Linked DNA regions of Homo sapiens: region 1 is linked to region 2. A link is a loop called in an ENCODE intact Hi-C map of the cell type or tissue named here. Cell type or tissue: ascending aorta. All regions are shown on one strand. Each heading gives the region's core, and the rest is flanking DNA. Links, peaks and the distances in the headings are about the cores only.

Region 1 (10,275 bases), core at 2,689-7,688, 50 kb before region 2:
ATGTGCAGGAAATACAAGGACAACTAAGACGGGCAAGCGGCAAGTGAACCGAGAACTGTGCAAAGAGATGAGTACTAATGGAAATATGTACAACAAACTAAGAGAGTACACCAAGGACAAAGTGGCCCTTTGTTTGAGACGGATGAAAGGACAGTTAAGTACAGAAGATAAGTGTAAATGATCAAGAGTTTGGGCACAGTGCACGGGTATTTTCCATGCACATAGCACCATGGGAAGTGGTTCTGAGCAATCAGGAGATAACAGGGCTTCAAGTATGGAAGGCTTAAATGGAGAGAGCTGAGGGAGACTTGTTGTTAATAACTTTGCTAGAGCAAGTCCTAAGCAGGCACTGTTTTATACCATAATAAATAATCAAATGAGAGAATATGAGGTTTGGTTCCCCAGGCTCCACACGTGACTATGAATAATCTTATAAATAATAGACTTATTCACAAAACACAAGATAGTCTAGAATAACCGAATGAAATGATGTTTTTGTGCTTCTTTGACTTCCTACCAAACATAGTGTTCCTTGGAAGGAATTATGTTTGACACTGTATTGTATGACTGGAAAAAAATCTATAATGAAGAGGTGCTCACATATGAAGTAGCACTGAGAAAGTTCGCTTCAACAGAGGTCTGGTGATGGGAGAATTAAGCATAATCAAAAGTTCTAGTTGCATTCTGAAGTCAATTTCAAGTTGTCAGTCCTAATTGGGAGTGGGGTTTGTCTAACATAATGCTTAAGACATTTTTTGGTGGCAAAATTTCTCAATTTAAAGGAACATGATACAAGCTCAGAAAAAATGCAGCAAATTGATGACTAAGACCTAGGTAATCTGTAAGTAAGGAAATGGGATGTCAGGAGAGAAATTGACATTTGTTTAGATAATATCCACACTTGGTTGGATGGACTATATTTTATAGATATTTTCATTCTTGAATATTTTAGTTTCTAAGATCTTTATTATGAAACAAGAACATAGGTCTAATATATATGTTATATGTTTATTTATATATAATATATTATATTATACATATGTATTATAATATATTATGTAATATATTATATTATACATATGTATTATAATATATTATGTAATATATTATATTATACATATGTATTATAATATATTATGTAATATATTATATTATACATATATTATGTATTATAATATATTATATATTATGGATAATATAATATATTATATTATATTATGGATAATATAATATATTATATTATATTATGGATAATATAATATATTATATTATATTATGGATAATATAATATATTATATTATATTATGGATAATATAATATATTATATTATATTATGGATAATATAATATATTATGTATGTTAATACTATGTAACATATATATTACAATTATAAAAAAAGTGTATGTAATTACTTGTATCAAATAGTGTTTTATCTGACTCCCTCCATGTCCATAAACATATTTCCCACACTGACTATCACCCATGTTCCCTCCTACCTTTACATACTCAAGGATTTCCAACTGCCCAGGACTATGACCTTCATGTCCCAAGCACATTAACCCTCCTTTGGCAATACTCACCTGCTGTTGACTTTTCATACTTGCTCTCCTGAGTTGAGACTTAATTGTATCTCTCAAGACCCTGATATCAGGTATAAGATGAGATCAAGTTTATAATCTAAGAAGCTCCTCCATGCTAATAGAATAACACATTTGCATTTTGACCTGTTCTTTCTTCCAAAATTAATCAAGAAAAAGAGCTTTTCTGTAGAACATGGGCTATTTGAGAAAATGTGTATCAAATGAGTTTGTCATCATTTAATCACACCAAGTGCATGCCTTTGGACTCTATTTGTGTATAGAGCTAAACCAATATTTGATAAATGTTTGCAATACTGATAACAAATTTCTTAGATAAATGGGCAATGTTATTCTTGTCTTTTAAAGATGAAACTCCTGAAAATGATTACAAAGCCCATTGCTTCATCACACACAGACACATCCACACAAACACACCATACACACACACACAATTTTCAAGCTTTGAAAGGCTCATGTGTAAGACAAAGGGTATTTTCAGTAGGCTTGGAAATCACTTGGCATTTTTGAGATTTGCCAAACAGCTTGAGATATTTAAAAATATTTTTGTTCAACCAAATTCCAAACATGTTTTTCTGAGTACTTTTTTTAGGTCAATTTTTATAACCATGTGTAATTTCAAGAAAATTTAACCCATATGTTTGTTTCTGTTAGTGTATATTCAGATTGATTTATAACACAGATGTAAGTATTTCTCTTAACACTGGTATATGAAGAGGGTGAGAGGGTCTCCCAATTTGCTGCTTGGGACAGTCCACAGTGAGACTTTAGATTAATGGTCACAGACTATAACCCAGTTCTAATCTCAACACAGTCTCCATGATAAAAGTCACAGGGGACTGGCTATAAGTGTCAGCAAAAGATCAGATCCAGTTACTGCAGTATGTTGATGAATATGTGTGTTCCTAGCATGGACTCAAAAGATGGAACTCTGACTGATGACTGTACAGCACTGTGAGAATGAAGCCCTTAAGTGCTACTAAAAGGTCTTTACCAACTGTGATGAAAAACTGCATCTGTGAGTAATGCTACTTACTGGCAAAATAGGACTGTGACCTGCCAACATATTCCATTATTTTTTGTGGCATCGAGTATAAAAGTAGACCCGTTGTCCAGTTGTAGGGAAAGTAGAAACACAAGTCAAAATACTACCATACTTCATAGGCCGGGCGCCGTGGCTCACGCCTGTAATCCCAGCACTTTGGGAGGCCGAGGCGGGCGGATCACGAGGTCAGGAGATCGAGACTATCCTGGCTAACACGGTGAAACCCCATCTCTACTAAAAATACAAAAAAATTAGCCGGGTGCAGTGGTGAGCGCCTGTAGTCCCCCAGCTACTCGGGAGGCTGAGGCAGGAGAATGGCGTGAACCTGGGAGGCGGAGCTTGCAGTGAGCCGAGATCGCGCCACTGCACTCCAGCCTAGGCGACAGAGAGAGACTCCGTCTCAAAAAGAAAAAAAAAAAAAAAAAGCTACCATACTTTACAGGGATAGCAAAAATGAATTTTTAAACTAGCGCGTGTTTCCTGTAATTCTTAAAATTAAACAGAAATAGAAAAACTCTAACAAGAACCTCAGATTCAGCCAATGTGCCACCTTAGAAGTGATATTCTCTCCATAGCCAAGATGCTGTAGGTAGGAATGAATAATAACAGGATGTCAGAGTAAGTGCCAAGTGGAAGGAAATTAAAGTATAGTTATGATGTAAGGGGGCAGACATAGGTAATTTTAAAAACAACAATATTTTAGAAATAAGAAATGATTCATAAGTATTGCTTGTGAATGCAAACCAAAAGTCAGATACCACATGCATAATGAAGTGTGACTCTATCCAAATACTTACAACATTTTCAGGGAAAAAAATATATTCTCTGATCCTGAATGTTGTGCCTACAGAGGAAAGAAAATGAACCTGTTTACTAGAGGGAGAAATCTCAGTGACTGAAGAAGTCAAACAACTTTTTGAACTCTGAGAGCCACCTTAGCTGTTCTGCTTCAGGGTTTTGGGCAACATAACATCTTTATGAATGTTACCTTATAGAACGTTAGTTATACCAGAGCAGACGCAACTGGGGATTTGACAACTCTGCCACACTTTGACTGGACTGACATTTCCTTAGCAGTAACAAGCTGCTGCTGTCTGGTGCCATGGGGGCCCTGGGCTTGATTTAGTAGCACTGACATTGACTGCTTGTTATTTCATATCTTAGAGCTGTCAGGAGGCAACTGATGTCAGCATAAAATTATTTGATAGCTCTGCATCTTGGGCAAAATGTGAATCTATTGATGTTATAAAATGGCCATCAAATTCTTGGAATTAGGGGGTGGAGATAATGGAGAAAGAAAACTCACCTGGTTTATTGTTAAGTAATCTTTTGTTTAAAATTTGGTTCACATAAATATGAACTGTAACTATCTATTAGGCACATACTGGTTGTACTCATTAAACTACATGCTCATCCAATTCTAACAGTTTCAGAGGATAAATAGTATTATTTTGATCCTCATTTGACAGTACAGATTATACTCCTGGAAGATGGAAAAGCTGGGACGCAAATGCAAACAATCTGGTTCCAAGATCCGTGCTTTCACCTTGAGTTACATGGTTTTTCCCATGGAATTGAAGATCCTAGATTCATAGAATTCTTTCCTTGAGCTGCCATTGATTTTTTTCTTTAGTTTTAATTTTAGAAAACATTTGCTCATTTTATTGAGGGAAAATAGCAATTAGCACCTTGTGTGATCTGATAAATACTCACTGAATGAAAAATGGAACTTTTTATCATCCTCATAGCTTTTCTGGAGTAACCGTGTATCCAATGGAATGATTCCAGTCGTAAATGGAGTTGGTCAAAGACTAATTCTCTCATTACAATACTTACTTTAACACAGTATTTGAGAACACTTTGAAAATGTGAGGAGTAGTGAGTAAATGTGGGGAATTTTGTGATTAATAATCTCAGTAGTAAAGACTATTAGAAGCTCAGAAGCTCTCACAAAATATGCAAGAAATACTTATCAAATTTATGAATTGTATCTCAGTTTACCACTCTGTTGATCAAATCACTTATTTTTAAACATAGTGATCTTCAAATATAGCCATTTCTAAGGAATGCATTTGCTTCTTTCTGAAAATCACCTGACAACCCCAAATCATTTCCATTTATATTTTGTATATCCATTGATCTTGTTTTGTGTTGTTTAAAAGTATAATCTTTTATGTTTTTTGATTAACTTGAACAATGACAGATCACAATTTAATTTCTAGAATGTGTCTTTGTATGTGAATGCGTTTCTTTTTTTCAAACAAATCACAAAGGTCTGGGGGAATTGTGATTCTCTAATTCGAGCTCAGTATATACCAGTTGAAAGCATTTAGTTGTGATTAAAACAGATTGAAGGAGATAATCCCTCTGAGAAAGCAGCTTCAAATAGCTTAGCAGCGCTTCTTCAGGGATAAGAACTAACACAACACAAGCTAATTCCTCCAAAGTCTCCCTGGTGGAGCTGTGGACGTACCTTTCATTTGTTGTTTTTCTTCCTTACTGCGTTCTATTTGAATTCCTCTTAAATATGAATTCTGCTTTAATAACACTTTACTCATTTTGTTTTCCAAGAACCAACATTTAACCTTTTGTGTTAACTGATACAGGGAGATACACTTCATATAATATTAATAAATGAAGAGTGTGCAGGCAGTTCTCAATTTACAATTGAATGATATTATAAAAGTTCATAGGTAAGTCATAGACAATTTAGAACTCGGGATAGAATTTATCATAGAAATGTTGTTCTATATAAAATTTGGTTTCTTGGTTAACCCTTCAAAGCCTATTGAACTCTCAATGTAGCCGAATATACCTTATGTAACTAGTACAAGTTCTGCATAGCGGCAGTTCTATGAGAATACTTCTAACCAATGTTCTGGATTCAATATCGGGAAGAAAAAACGCCTTTTCCTTGGGAGTGCCTTCAAATTTATTTCGTTCACAGTGTATGTCATTTCGAGGGTCGGAGAAACTGACAGGTCTGTATCTTCTGGGAGTAGTGTGCTGGAGATGGGAGAAAGAGAAAGAACTAGATAAATAACAAATTGTAGGGTGAGATTTTCTTCATTTTCCTATTCGCTTGGATATGCTGTAACTCCATTTTACAATTTAAGACCATGCCCTTGAAAACCGGACCCATTATTGGAGAAGGGATGAGTAAAGTGCATATATGGACCCCAACTATTAAAGGCTAAGAAAAGAAAAATGGAAGCAAATGCCCAATGACAATAGGCAAAGAAGTTATGACTCCTTCAGCCAAGCCCAACTGAAGATAGAAGTGGTACAGATCTCATGTTCCTGGATATTAGACACATATGGAGCAATGAAATTTCAAAAACTATGTTGACCCTTAACTATCTGTATTAAAAAACATTGAAGATTTAATGGCCAGGTGTCGTGGCTCATGCCTGTAATCCCAGCACTTTGGGAGGCCGAGGTGGGTCGATCACCTGAGGTCAGGAGTTTGAGACTAGCCTGGACAACAATGGCGAAACCCCGTCTCTACTAAAAATACAAAAAATAGCCAGGCATGGTGATATGCACCTGTAATTCCAGCTACTTGGGAGGCTGAGGCATGAGAATCGCTTGAACCTGGGAGACGGAGACAGAGGCAGAGGTTGCAGTGAGTGGAGATCGCACCACTGCCTTCCAGCCTGGGTGACAGTGTGAGACCGTATCTCAAAAAAAAAAAAAAAAAAGAAAAGAAAAAAAAAGGAACATTAGAAATGTTCCTGTTTACTCACCCGCTTTTCCTTCCCCACTTCCCCCACACCCCTCTGCCCCCATCACTTCCTCTTCCCTCCCAAAATTGCTTTAAGGATTTTCCTTTCTGCTGCGCCCATGATGCAGTGATGGTGAGCCACACAGTACATTACTGTAAGTCCCTGTTGAGTTGAGGAATTAACCAAATGCTACCACAGAGTTTATTAATAAAGTTTAGGCCAAATTGTGAACGGAATTATATTTTAAGACACAGAACACAGTTTGCTATGTAAAGTTTTGTAAGCTGGAGCAACAATGCAGAAACTAATATTCTGTGAAGAGTTCCTAGCAAGCCAGAATTAATTGACTACCAGCGTCTAACCAAACCTAAAGTTCTAATCTAGCTTTTATATACAGATCACCTGCCAGCACTTCATCATTTTGTATATGCTGTTTGCTATGCTATTATTTGGTGATTGATCTGCTGTTTAACTTATAGTAATGATGATGGCCTGGCGTTAACAATAATGGCATATGTTAAAAATGTAAGAGAGCATCTCAGCAATAAAAGAGATAGATATAGTTCAGAACCTTTTCACATTGCATTGCCCCTGTTAATGTTTCACAACACTTTATACTCTGAAAAAATAAAAATAAAAAAAGGAAGTGGCATAAAAATAGCATGTAAAGTGTTATTCCCACATGCTGTTCTTGGTCTTTGGCATGCCTGTTATCCCCACATTCTCCAAAAATGACAAGAATGCATCCCATCTGATACATCCTGTGAAAAATTTAAGAGCATATTTGAAAACACAAAATACTGTTTTCATAAACTGCTGAAATCTGTGATAGTTTGGCAGTAATCACAGGAACAATGCTGGAACACAACTTTTAATTTTTTCTTTTCCTTGCGTTCTCTTGTCAAACTCAGTGAACTTCCCTGTTCTGTATTGCTTTCTGATGTGTTGATCCAAGTCTCCCTAAAACCCACATGCTAATTCCTGAACAGAGTTTAACACTTGACTTTTCCCCATTAATTAATAGTCCAGTGTTGATATCGATGTAGTCTTTCTTTTGTGGATAAAAAGAAGCAATCTGAAGCTAATTTAGCATTGGGAAAAGTAGTAACACAGCTTTTAAGAAAAAGAGGAATGAAGCAATGGGCAAAACCAGCTGTAAGATCTTCTAGACGGATACGTGTGGCTACAGTTCTATCAAGGCAAGAATTGGCAGAACTTTGGAAACTTCTGTTTCTATTTTTATTCTTTTATACTCCTTCAGAATTTAAGAGTCACTCCTTGTCTCCATGACAAAACATAACAAATGCTGTTTGTTCTAGTGTTTAGGCTAATGACATAACGTGTTAACCCTTGGTTACACAGAATAACCTTCACATTAAGAGTAATCCTGCACCATTTATGAAACATAAGCATCACACCTGGCAGCTTTTTGTCAATAAGCATATTTAAAAGAAATTCCAAAACAAAGAGTTCAGTGTAGTGACAGTGATACTATAGTGACTTCTTCAGCCATGTTTTGCTGGATAATTAATTCTCCTTAATTCTGATTCTCTCCTGCCCTGTGCCTCACATTGGGTCTATACTTCCCACAGTGCTTAGGAGATGTGCATTCATCCAATTTGTACAGTCAGTCTAAGGATTCAGGCAGACTACATAATTCGTTAGAATACACTGACTGTGTTGACCAGATTATAACCTGTCTCTGCTTTTGGTGTTATGTGAGGGCGGCACAATGACAGAAACAATGGTAGCTAATACCTATGTATGCTTACTGTATTTGGCACAGATTATCTCATTTAGTTCTCACAGTCCCAAGCTTGGAGTTATAAAGGAAGAATTCTTGGAGATGATGGAAGCTCAATAAAGCCAAAAAACATGAACTTCACCATTAGACAGACTCAAACTAAGTTAGTAATATTTCTACTTTTCCTTTTTTTCTTTTTTAATATAAATTAAACCATTTACTCCTCTCCTCTACCCTAAAGTCCAAATGTAATATATATTAAGGGATATGATTTGTCCTGATTTGGTGTCCATACAAATTCTCTGTGTCAGAGAATAACCTAGAACTTGGTATGCTTTATGATTAATAATCTTTCAATATGTTGTTAAAGATTTTATTTATACTTGTGGCTGGGCACAGTAGCTCATGCCTGTAATCCCAGCACTTTGGGAGGCTGAAGCAGGTGGATCACTTGAGGCCAGGAATTTGAGACCAGTCTGGCCAACATGGCAAAACCTTGTTTCTACTAAAAATACAAAAATTAGTCTGGTGTGGTGGCACATGCCGGTAATCTTAGCTACTCAGGAGGCTGACGCAGGAGGATTGCTTGAATCTGGGAGGTGGAGGTTGCTTTCAGCTAAGATCACACCACTGCACTCCAGCCTGGGCAACAGAGTGATTTATTTAATCTTTATTTTCTCCAAAAAGAAAATAAAGATTATACTTATACTTGAGTAGCAGTCAGTTATAAATGAGCTGAGAGGGTGAAGTAAAGAAGCCTGTATAGACAAATGAACAGAGACAGACTTTTGTGATGCGTCTTTAAGGGATTATTAGAAGATCATTTTGGAGTGGACAACTCAAGAAAGAAAACTTTGGTGGGAGGTTTTACAAGGTCTTCAAGGCAGGCAAAGAAATGTGGGTTTTGATCTGACCACATTATATGCACTTTGCTTATTTATCGTTGAGGTATATTACTGAACACTGTCTTATCCTATTTCAGTAATAATCTTTGTTTATTTGGTAAAGTATTATTTTTTTAAGGGTTAGCAATTCTAAGTTCCACCATGAAGCAGTCAAGTGAAATTGTTTCTCAGTATTTGATTGACTTGATTCATCCATTTTCAAAGAAAAGGTAAATCATATAGTATTCTGTATGATGTAGACTGTGTCACTCAGAGTGAAAAAGTTACCTTTGTCTTCTACCATTTGAGAATGTGCTGTTGAATTTGCGAAGAAAAGAGCCCTGAGGCATTAATCATACACATTCTCCAATCTAGATTTCAAAATGTTCAGTAGATGTTTAGGGTATGACAGAAGAATATTAAGCCCGTTAATACGGTAATTACAGTGTTTCTTGCTTCCTTGTACCCTGAACTGATTAATACATAAACAGGACTCAAAATATAAACTTTATGTTTAGTGAAAGTGCCAATATCTATGTCTGAATTCATCAATGCCATCTTAGGAACCAGGCAATATCTGTTCACTGCCTAGTGCCTTAGGGAGACTGTTTAATGAGGAGATGTGAAGCCTTTTACAGTTTATTGTTGATGACATTTTGAGGACACTTGCAGTGGGGTAGACTGAAAAACAATAAAGCTGGGTATTTTCTTGGATATGGTTTATGTGCCCCAGAGTGTTGTATCAGATTTTATCAGTAATCAAATTTCTACTTGATAGCAAAAACAAAAACAAAACCTTTTTAGAAACTTAATTTCATATATTGAAGGCAAAGAAAAAAATACTTGCAAATCTGATATCTGAATTTTCTTAAGATTCAAAGAATTTCAATTTTTCTACTTATTCAGTTGAATTAAAGGTTACTACCACTGTTTTTACAAGCTTGAAAGGCCTATTTATTTACTTATTTATTTATTTATTTATATATTTTGAGATGGAGTCTCCCTCTGTCACCTAGGCTGGAGTGCAGTGGCGCGATATGTCGGCTCACTGCAACCTCCATCATCCAGGTTCAAGCGATTCTCCTGCCTCAGCCTCCCGAGTAGCTGGGATTACAGGCACGTGCCACCACGCCCAGCTAATTTTTGTATTTTTAGTAGAGACGGGGTTTCACCATGTTGGTCAGGCTGGTCTCAAACTCCTGACCTCAGGTGACCCACCTGCCTCGGCCTCCCAAAGTGCTGGGATTACAGGCGTGAGCCAACGCCCCCGGCCTGAAAT
Region 2 (10,275 bases), core at 1,950-6,949:
TGGGTGAAAACTGTTATCACTGGATTTGCATTAAATGAAGTTCCTTCCTCTTAAGATAGGATGATTGGCAGGGATTAAGGCTTTATTACTACAAGATTTCTAAGCCAAGCTTCTCTTTTTCATGAATAATACCTACCCCCTTATTTATTCATGGTATTTTTGACAGCTGACAGTTCAGGAAGTATATGTGCTTCTGTATTAACTATTAAAGCTCTCTGTTTACATATGGGTGGAGATGGCTGGTACATTTCCACTTACTCCACCAGGTATGTTAAAATCATAAGTGAGGAAAAAATTATATAATAAAATAAATTTTATAATAAAATAATTAAAATTATTATAAAATAATTAAAATATAATATTTTAAAATTATTATAAAAGTTATAAAATTATTATAAAAATTATTATAAAATTATTATTAAAATTATATAAAATATTATATTTTAAAATTATTATATAATAAAATAATTAAAATATTACAATAAAATAAAGCAAGACATGTGGAAGTATTAGAGGGAAATATCCAGAGATTATCAAGCCATATTTAGTTGCACCTTTTCTCGTGGTATTCCATTTCAGTGATTTTAAAAAATATATCAATGATGAGTCAACTAGATACAAATGTTATTACTTCTGGAATTCACTTTGGCCTTGTTGAACTGAAATAGTTCTATGTAAATGTATATCTGTCTGTCTATCTAATTTGCTTAGTTTTACTTCTATAATACAAGATTTGACCTTTATTTTTCCATTTATTAATATCATATTTCCATGGTAGGTCTTCCTAGAGTATAAAGAAATCAAGTTTCTCAAAAATAATAGTGTTAATATCAAAATTGCGAGTGAGTACAAAGAGCATCATGCCAAGTGAATGGCTTATCTCCAGAAAAGCTGCGTCCTGGTGAAAAGGGGAACTGAGCAAAATGCACATTTTGATTGTGTGTATCAGATAAATTATAGCTGCCAGCAATCCTCTCTATAGGGAGAAAATTCACAGGATGGGTTTATCCAAAGGAAGGAAAAAGGGTCATCTCCCCTACCTTGCTCTTGTCTGAGCCTGCAGTTGCTGTTTTCATTCACTCCCACAGGGGTGATTATAGAGCAGCCTCAACACCAAAGCAGGCAAAAAAAAAAAAAAAAAATGTTGGCGGGGCGCGATGGCTCGTGCCTGTAATCCTAGCACTTTGGGAGGGAGAGGCGGGGAGGATCACCTGAGGTCAGGAGTTCAAGACCAGCCTGGACATGGTGAAACCCCATCACTACTAAAAATAAAAAAATTGGCCAGGTGTGGTGGCGGGTGCCTGTAATCCCAGCTACTGGGGATGCTGAGGCAGGAGAATTGCTGGAACCTGGGAGGCGGAGCTTGCAGTGAGCTGAGATCGCACCACTGCACTCCAGCCCAGGCCGACAACAGCGAGACTCCATCAAAAAAAAAAAAAAAAAAAAAAAAAAAAAAAAAAGCTGGACTAAAGAAAAAAACAAACTACAACCTGAATACAGTCTTTAAAATTATTAGGCCAGTCTTAGTTTTTTTGGTGTTTTCAACAAAAATATCCTGAACCATTAAATCTGGGTTTGAGTCAAGAATGAAATAATAAGTTGAAGTGACTAGACTAAGTTCAGTGAAGGAAAGGAATTGAGAGATTTTTCTTAGGAAATAGATAACTGTTGACAAGTAAATAGTTATTAAAAATATATGTCACTGCAGTGTCAGCCACTTATTTATTTTTAATTAAGGATCTGTTGACCTTTTTGGCCTTAAATAATTGTGTTAAATAGAAAATATTGCCATTTAAACTTCTGTGTAGATTACTGTTAACTATAATTTAGGAATATGCTTCCTTAAAGTTTTTGTAAGTTTATTTTCTGGATCATTTCTCAATGACTTGATTCTTAATTTGGTCTAAGTGCTATTTTCTGATGCTTTTATAGAGTTTACCATGTTGGTTTAAAATATACTTTGCTGCCAGTTTACTAAGAGAGTAGCTGAGATGTACTGACTGAATTACTCTTAGTTGCTTGTATCCTAATTATAGAATTCTTTACTAATCCAAAAGTAATTCAGCAAAAATACTTGACTCAGTAAATTCTTATTTTAATCCTTGTATTTTACTATAAAAAGATATTTTAAAATATTTCTTTGAGACAGACTTTTCTTTCAGTACAATAAGATATATGAATGGTGCTGGGCATGCTGGCTCATACCTGTAATCCCGGCGCTTTGGAAGGCTGAAGTGAGAGGATTGCTTGAGGCCAGGAGTTTGAGGTCAGCCTGGGCAACATAGCAAGACCCTGTCTCTACAAAAAGTTTTTGAAAAATGAGCCAGGTATGGTTGCAACTGCCTGTAGCCCTAGCAATTCAGGAAGCCAAGGTGGGAGGATCATTTGAGGCCAGGAGTTCAAGGTTCCAGTGAGCTATGATTGTGCTACTGTACCCCAGCCTGGGAAACAGAGCAAGACCTTGTCTCTAACAAAGATATATGAATGGAATTAAAATGTTTTCTTGGAGCCTCTTGTCATTGATTTAGAAAGTCTATTTAACCTCTGTTCGGTTCCCAATGACAATAGAATGTCTTTCTTTTCTCATTTATTTTTTCTGTCGTATCATGCAGCTCTCACAGAAATAAAGACAGAACATTAAACAGGTGTACCTTTTAAATTCTAAGATTGTAATTTTATTATTGAATAGAACTTCACTTTTAGTGCTTTCCAAATGATGGTGCCTATTTGATTTCCTTTAAATTCTTCTCTTTACACATGACGATTTCACTTGTGTTGACTAGTAATCTTTGGTTTAACCCTTCCGCACTTTTTGTTAAGTCTAAAGTTTAACCCTTTAGACTTTCTTTACTATGAAACTATCTAAACTAGAAACATACTAGGGTTCAAGTTAAGATAATGAAGAGTCATCTGGTATTAATGGGAAACAGGAGTATGTAAAACCCGAGGTTCTCAACTGTTTTCTTCCTTTCATTCTAGGACAAACATTGATGTGTGAGATATCCCCATGCATTTGAGAACCTTTGCATAGACTGTACTGCAGCCCTACCCCTTTCCCACAACTGTTCACTGCTCACACTTTCTCACCCTTCAGCACACACATAGAAAAAATAGTACTGAAGTGCTCAGTAGTAGTTAAGAGTGAAATTACCGATGATTTCAGTACTGCATTTTAGCCAGAAAAGTCTAAGGTAGGCCTAGGAAGCCAATTCAGACCAAGAGATCCCTTTCTCAAGTAGGTCATGTTTGTGCCTTGAGTTTCTATGGCTCTTTGGCATCCATTGTGAGCGAGATGGACACAGTCCAGGAAATATCCCTAAGGAATAGCTACTGGTAGCAGATCCCATTATCAATACAGTTGTACTATAAAAGGCAAAGGCAAATGAACATTACAATAGGCATTTAACTTTCTTTTTTTTTTTTTTTTTTTTGACAGAGTCTCATTCTGTCACCCAGGCTGGAGTGCACCAGTACAATCTCTGCTCACTGCAACCTCCGCCTCCCAGGTTCAAGCGATTCTCCTGCCTCAGCCTCCTGAGTAGCAGGTATTACAGGCCTGCACCAGTACACCTGGCTAATTTTTTTTGTATTTTTAGTAGAGACAGGGTTTCACCATGTTAGACAATCTGGTCTCGAACTCCTGACCTCAAGTGATCCACCCACCTCAGCCTCCCAAAGTGCTGTGATTACAGACGTGAGCCACCGCACCCAGCTTAACTTTCATTTTTTAAAAATTTATGTCAACAAGCTAAAATTCCTCTTGATTTTGCATTACAGTTAAAATATCACAAGGTATCATTGAAGAAGTTTAGGTGCTCAGTTCCTAAAGGCCCTTATAAAGTCACTTTCCTAGAAGCCGTTCCCTTTTCTCCCTAGGTTGGTTGCATATCCTTCTTGTATATGCTTAGAAAGTCCAGCATTTAACATGCCTAGATCTTGCTGAATGTTAATTACCTGCATATTTTAAGCATCTTTTACCCCTGCATCCTCCATTAGACCGCAAGTCCATTGACAGTATGTACTCAACACTAGCAGAGGGCTGGGCTCAAGTTCTGAAACATGTGTGACTTTGGATATCATAATATCCAATGACCACCCACTTGCCATTTCTACCCTTTCTATTATTCAATTGGTATAATTCTGACTAGCAGAAGTATTTTAATTCAAATACCATCATTTTCTGAAAATAATCATGCTACATCTATGACAAAGTGTCACCTAAAATTATTTCCTCATTCTCATTAAGTAGAAATTCCTAGGCCAGGTTTATTTATTTGTAAATCTCATAAGTTTGGATTTAACAGTTCTTGTTTATTAAAATCAATTATGTGGTGATTTGTGAGTTTGACCAAAAGCTGATTTCCCTACTTTATTTTAGAAATTTATATCTTCAGTCTATACTGTTTTTATATTTGGATATAAAATAAATTTACATTATTCAAAAACATAAAATTCAAAAGTATAAAGGAATAAAATTCAAAATTCAAATATAAATGAATAAGCAATAAAAATTATCTTGTTCCCCTAGCCCATCCATTGCTCTTTCCAATGGCAACTGATGTTGTAGTTTCTTGGTTATTCCTCCTAAAATATTTTGTGAAATACACCAACAAATTCATATACTGTGTAAAAGGTACATTAGTTTATTCCCTTTGAAAAACAAATATTGATATACTATACAATTTTTTGTCCTTGAAATTTTTATATAACATATTACAGTGATCTTAATCCATACAAGAGAACATCCTCATTCACTTTATAACTAGATAAGCATTCTATTACATCTTGTATACAAGTTGAGTTTTGTTCGTTGTGTTTCATTTATGGGATACAAATCCAGCAGGAATTTACACACAAGTCAATAATGTCCCCAAGACCATATGAAAGATATGAGACCTCGATCCTTGGCAGGACTGACTGTCCATTGTACCATGTTGTTAAAGTGACTGAAGGTTATTGACTTACTGCAATAGGAGTTAGATATCTGATTTAGTTGAGTATATCCATTTCAAAAGGAAAACCCAGGACTTTTGGTGTTTAATCATTTTGTGAACCTTACCTTAACCCTTTCCCATTAGATTGGACATAAACAATGCTTAATATCAGTGACTAATGGTATTAGTTCTTCAGCCTGGCGGCCAAACAGAGCAGTTCAGAACTAATCAGCAAGATACAATCAGATAGATGCCAGAGGTGAGGGATAATTTTTATTTTCTCTGTTCTGACTCTCTGGAGTTTCCTCTTTGCAGTAATTTAGGTCATGTCTATATTTACTGGATGAAAGATTTATCTGTTGAATTCTTTAAATGGTGGCACCAACTAAATCTAGTTCTTTGCAACAGACTTTAGAAAGATTAATATGTTCTATGCTTTCTAAAAAAGGTAGTATAGATAAGACTTGTCCCTTTTTATTTGAAGTTAGAATGAAAGTAACATTTTTGAAAATTACCATTGTCTTATTGAAACTCAATAGGTAAGTATCGTTCTCCCTAACTTGAAGGTTCAGCTAATATTTTGTTGAGAACTTGCACTTTGCCAGGTACTATTTTAAGAGCCCTACCTGTATTAACTCTTTGAGTTCCTATAAGGTAGGTGATGATGTTATCCCCATTTTATAGAATGGGGGAACTGAGAAGCAGAGAACTTAAGGACTTGCTCAAGAAAACAGCAGAACTAAGATATTGTAAAGCCAGAATTAGAAGCAAATAAATAACAACAAACAGGACATTTGGCTCCAGTGTCATTACTTTCTATGGCTAAATTTATGCGACTTCTCAGAGGAAACTCTAGTTCCAGAAGCTCAAAGTCATGTACCTGCAAAGTGGTAAAGCCAGGATTTGAACCCAAATCTGACATCAAACTCTGTAGTTTTATTCACTGTATAAATAGAGAGATATGATTAAATATATGTATTGATATATAAATATAGGTAAATATATTTGAAATAGGCTATGTGATTTTGAAGTGGGTGAATTTTCTCTTGTGCCGTCTCTGAACCGGTGTTAGATTTCTTGAACTGTTTTATGATTCCATGCTATGGTTAACTATGCAATTACTTCTGCATAGATGCCCGAAAAAATCTTTACTTAAGATCCATTCAATTCGTGTTTCTTCGGTAAAGTCTTCCCTGGCCATGCTTTCCCCAACCCGGCATGCGTAACAAGTCAAGATTATCAGTCACTCCTTGATGTCACTTCTGTGTCTTCTTTTTTTTTTTTTTGGAGATGGAGTTTCGCTCTTGTTGCCCAGGCTGGAGTGCAATGGCGTGATCTCGGCTCGCTGCAACCTCTGCCTCCCAGGTTCAAGCGATTCTCCTGTCTCAGCCTCTCGAGTAGCTGGGATTACAGGCACATGCCACCACGCCCAGCTAAGTTTTGTATTTTTAGTAGAGACGGGTTTTCACCATGTTGGTCAGGTTTGTCTCGAACTCCTGACCTAGTGATCCACCTGCCTCGGCCTCCCCAAGTGCTGGGATTACAGGCGTGAGCCACAACGCCCAGCAACTTCTGTATCTTTTTACATAACTTAGTTAAGGTACTTACCAATACATGCATGCCTTTTGTTAATCTGCAATACCTTTATATAAAATATGGTGACTTAATTTTGTATCCAAAGTATGTTACATGCTATCTGACTCCTGGTATGCACTCAATTAAAAAATGTAGGAAGTCTCTGTGAATGTATTCTGGTTCGAGGGTTGCCTGATTAAAAAAAAAAATTAAAAGTCAATGACTCTGACACCATCCTACATTTGTCTAACTTAATACGTCAGTAGCTGTAATGAATTAGAGCTCTATAACTTGAAGAAATGTGATATTGTTTGATAAAGTAAATATAGAATAAAATCTTTGTACGTCGTTTGTTCAGATGAACATTTTAAAAATAATAAATGACGTTTATCCTTTGTCCCCATGTGTGAATCAAGTCTGTGATATCTCTAAACTCTGGTACTCTGAAATATCTCTTCCTGACCTGCTACTTCACTTCAATACACTCCTTCACTCCCGCAGAGCTTGCTCTTAGCTTCAGCAGGATCTCTTCCTGTTCCATCCAGATGCCCTTTCCTAGCCTTGGTGCTCCCACTCATCTTCTAAATGACAGCCAGCTCAGACTCCATTCACCTTTCTAGTTCCCCCGAGAGAGTCTCAATCCCATGTCAACTCAGTTGTTAGCTTTCACCCTGCACCTCTCAGCTCACTGCATACAGGCGGAGCATCTGTCTTTTTATCCCCAGGGAGAAGCAAAGGTATTTGGATTGCCCTAAAACACTCAGGGAGGACTTAACGGATAGTCACTTCTAAAGCACTCTTTCTGTTCCAACCCTTTCACTGTGTGCCTCTGTGCAGTAGAGAAGTGAGTCTACTAATATTAATGTGTGAAACAAGGAACACTTATCAAAGTAGCTGCCATCAGTGAGCCACCTGAAGTGGAATTTTATTTGTCTTGTACTCAGCACCAAAGCAGAATATCTTGCTTTTTTTGGAAGAAATCAAAATAACACAGATTTTACTTTGGAAGATGAAACACACTAGCATGTCTCATCTGTTCCTTCTTGATGATCTGTCCTCCTGGAAGTATGACAGTGTTGACGTAGATGTACTGAGTTCATGGAACACAAGCCTATTATCGTTCCTCTCTGTCATATGGAAAGAGGAGAACTGAGAGATTGAGAAAAAAGTTAAAACACAGAGGACCCAAGTGTAACGTCATGTTAAAACATTTTTGAAATTATGCAAAGAGAAATAACTATCAAAGGAGAAGAATGAAAATCAATGAGTAACAATTAAAAGACGGGATTTTTTTTAGAATTCAAAAATTAATAGAATTGGTAGTGCTTTATTTTCTTATACAACATTTATTTAGTGATATCTAAACGTTCTTTGGCTAAAGTGCACCTTCTTTTTTTCTCCCTCTTCCCTCCCTCCCTCTCTCCCTCCTTCCCTCCCTCCCTCCTTCCCTCCCTTCCTTCCTTCCTTCCCTCCTTCCTTCCATCATCACAGGTGTGAGTGTTACAGAGATTATCTCAATGGTTAATCTGTATAAAGATGAATATTTCCTTTATTTCTCTCCGCTGATTAGCGCTGTCTCAAATGGCAAATGTTTTAAACCCTGATCTTTTGATGCACTTCCTGCAGCCTCACCCCACCCCCAAACTCAAAGAGAGTAAAATCACAGTGTTCCTTTCTCTTTCTCCCCGTGAAACTGGCAAATCCCCACCACTACCCTTGCTACCCCACCCATCACCATTCATTTCTAAAGCAGACATTTAGAATAATCAGGACAGCATTTTGGCAGGGCGCAGTGGCTCACGCCTGTAATCCCAGCACTTTGGGAGGCCTAGGCGGGGGGATCACGAGGTCAGGAGATCAAGACCATCCTGGCTAACACGGTGAAACCCCGTCTCTACTAAAAATACAAAAAATTAGCTGGACGTGGTGGCACCTGCCTGTTGTCCCAGCTACTCCGGAGGCTGAGGCAGGAGAATTGCTTGAACCCGGGAGGCGGAGGTTGCAATGAGCCGAGATCACGCCACTGCACCCCAGCCTGGGTGACAGAGGGAGACTCCATCTAAAACAAACAAACAAACAAACAAAGACAGGATTCTTACACTTCCTGTTTCCATAGAATCTATAGAAGGTCTAAAGTACCTAGGATGCCGTATTAGTCCACAAAGCCATGATCAGATTTCCAGTCTCTTGAGCCTAGCTTAGATCTTCAGAGGCACAATGCAAGACGGTTTTTAACAGAGAAAATGTGCATGAAGGACCTTTTAAATTATAGCTTCTAAACTTTCAGCATCCCTTCAATGATTTCATACTCTGACTATTTTTGCATCTTCCTGACATTTGCAGTTCCCTTGAGGCATATATTACAGTACACACACTACCCATGGTTAGATAATCACAAGTTTAGATATTTGTGAATGTTTCAGCTGTGAAGAAGAAAAATGACTTCAGGCAAGGGTACTTGTGAACATCATCATTGAAAATCTCAGAAAATTCCATTTGCATATATCCACATATGTGAGCACTTGGTTGATTCTCCTCCTTTACTTTTGCTACTATTTTGTTTTGCTTTAGGTCTTCCTTTCTTTTCATTTATTTTTAAACCAGAGTACATTTATCCTGGACATTTTCTGATGTTTATGGGGGGTGAGGGGCTATGTGAAACTTGATGCCAATTGACATGAAATCTATTTTTCTGAAGAGAAATTTGAGGTATCTAGGAGAATGCATTTTCAATCCCTTCTCACCATTAACGTGTATTAAATGCCCAAGCTAAGTTTGTCCTTGATGTTTGCAGAGAACCTAAAATCTCTGGAGAAATCAGATATTTTAGGGTCATACCAACAAAGGAACACATGAAAATGAAGGTTACTCAGAAACAAGCTTTTTAAAGCTGAGGCATAAATGGCAGAGCTGCCCATTGAGTAAAATGTTCTGCACCGTAAGAGTGAACCGGAAATGGATAGAAAAATAAATTAACATTTAAAATTATACTTTGTGTTTAAGAATTGAGAAAATTTGATAGGCCCTGTAAAAAACACCATTAGAATGAGAACATTCTAAATTACATCGTTGAAATAGTAGAAAACACATGTCCTTTTTTTTTTTTTTTTAAAAAGTCTTTTTTTAGGTGTTTTAAGTAATTCTCTTTTTCTTTTTCTTCTTCTTTTTTGTAATTTCAATAGCTTTTGGGGTACAAGTTGTTTTTGGTTAAATGGTTGAATTGTGTAGCGGCGAATCCTGAGATTTTAGAGCACCTGTCATCTGAGTAGTGTACGTTGAACCCAGTATGTAGTTTTTCTCCTTCACCCCCTTCCCAACCTCTTTCTTCTGAGTCTCCAAAATCCATTTTACCACTCCACTCTGTCTGCCTTTGCATCCCCATAGCTTACCTCCCACTTACAAGTGAGAACATACAGTGTTTGGTTTTTCATTTCTGAGTTACTTCACTTCAAAGAATGGCTTCCGCCTCCATCCATTTGCTGCAAAAGACGCTACTTTGTTCTTTCTTATGGCTGAGTAGTATTCCATGGTGCATATATACCACATTTTCTTTATCCACTCATTAGTCAATAGGCATTTAGGTTGCTTCCATATCTTTGGATTTGTAAATTGTGCTGCAATAAACATATGTGTGCAGGTGTCAAAAAAGATCTATTTGTAATGTTTCATTCCTAGTTGCCAACATGCCAACAAAATACTTTTTTTTAATGACAGAGAACTTAAAATTGATGTTGAATTTCTGTTTTTCTTTTGTTACTTTTTACAA

The links. Peaks named below come from ENCODE experiments on the same cell type or tissue, not always from the same donor. Only the 100,000 strongest peaks of a DNase experiment are listed, where the experiment ranks them.
Region 1: it touches region 2 in a loop (2.2-fold over the local background); 1 of 110 quality-filtered maps calls a loop at or near these places.

Annotation. Positions count from the first base shown.
Region 1 is chr3:77,321,737-77,332,011 of GRCh38, forward strand. All of the region lies in intron 2 of ROBO2 (roundabout guidance receptor 2), which reads left to right. Among named protein-coding and RNA genes, the nearest start is that of ROBO2, 290 kb to the left of the region's middle. In ascending aorta, for the core only: no CTCF peak of the experiment used is centred there; no DNase peak of the experiment used is centred there; H3K4me3 peaks cover 625 bases; H3K27ac peaks cover 2,043 bases.
Region 2 is chr3:77,372,744-77,383,018 of GRCh38, forward strand. All of the region lies in intron 2 of ROBO2 (roundabout guidance receptor 2), which reads left to right. Among named protein-coding and RNA genes, the nearest start is that of ROBO2, 340 kb to the left of the region's middle. In ascending aorta, for the core only: no CTCF peak of the experiment used is centred there; no DNase peak of the experiment used is centred there; H3K27ac peaks cover 423 bases.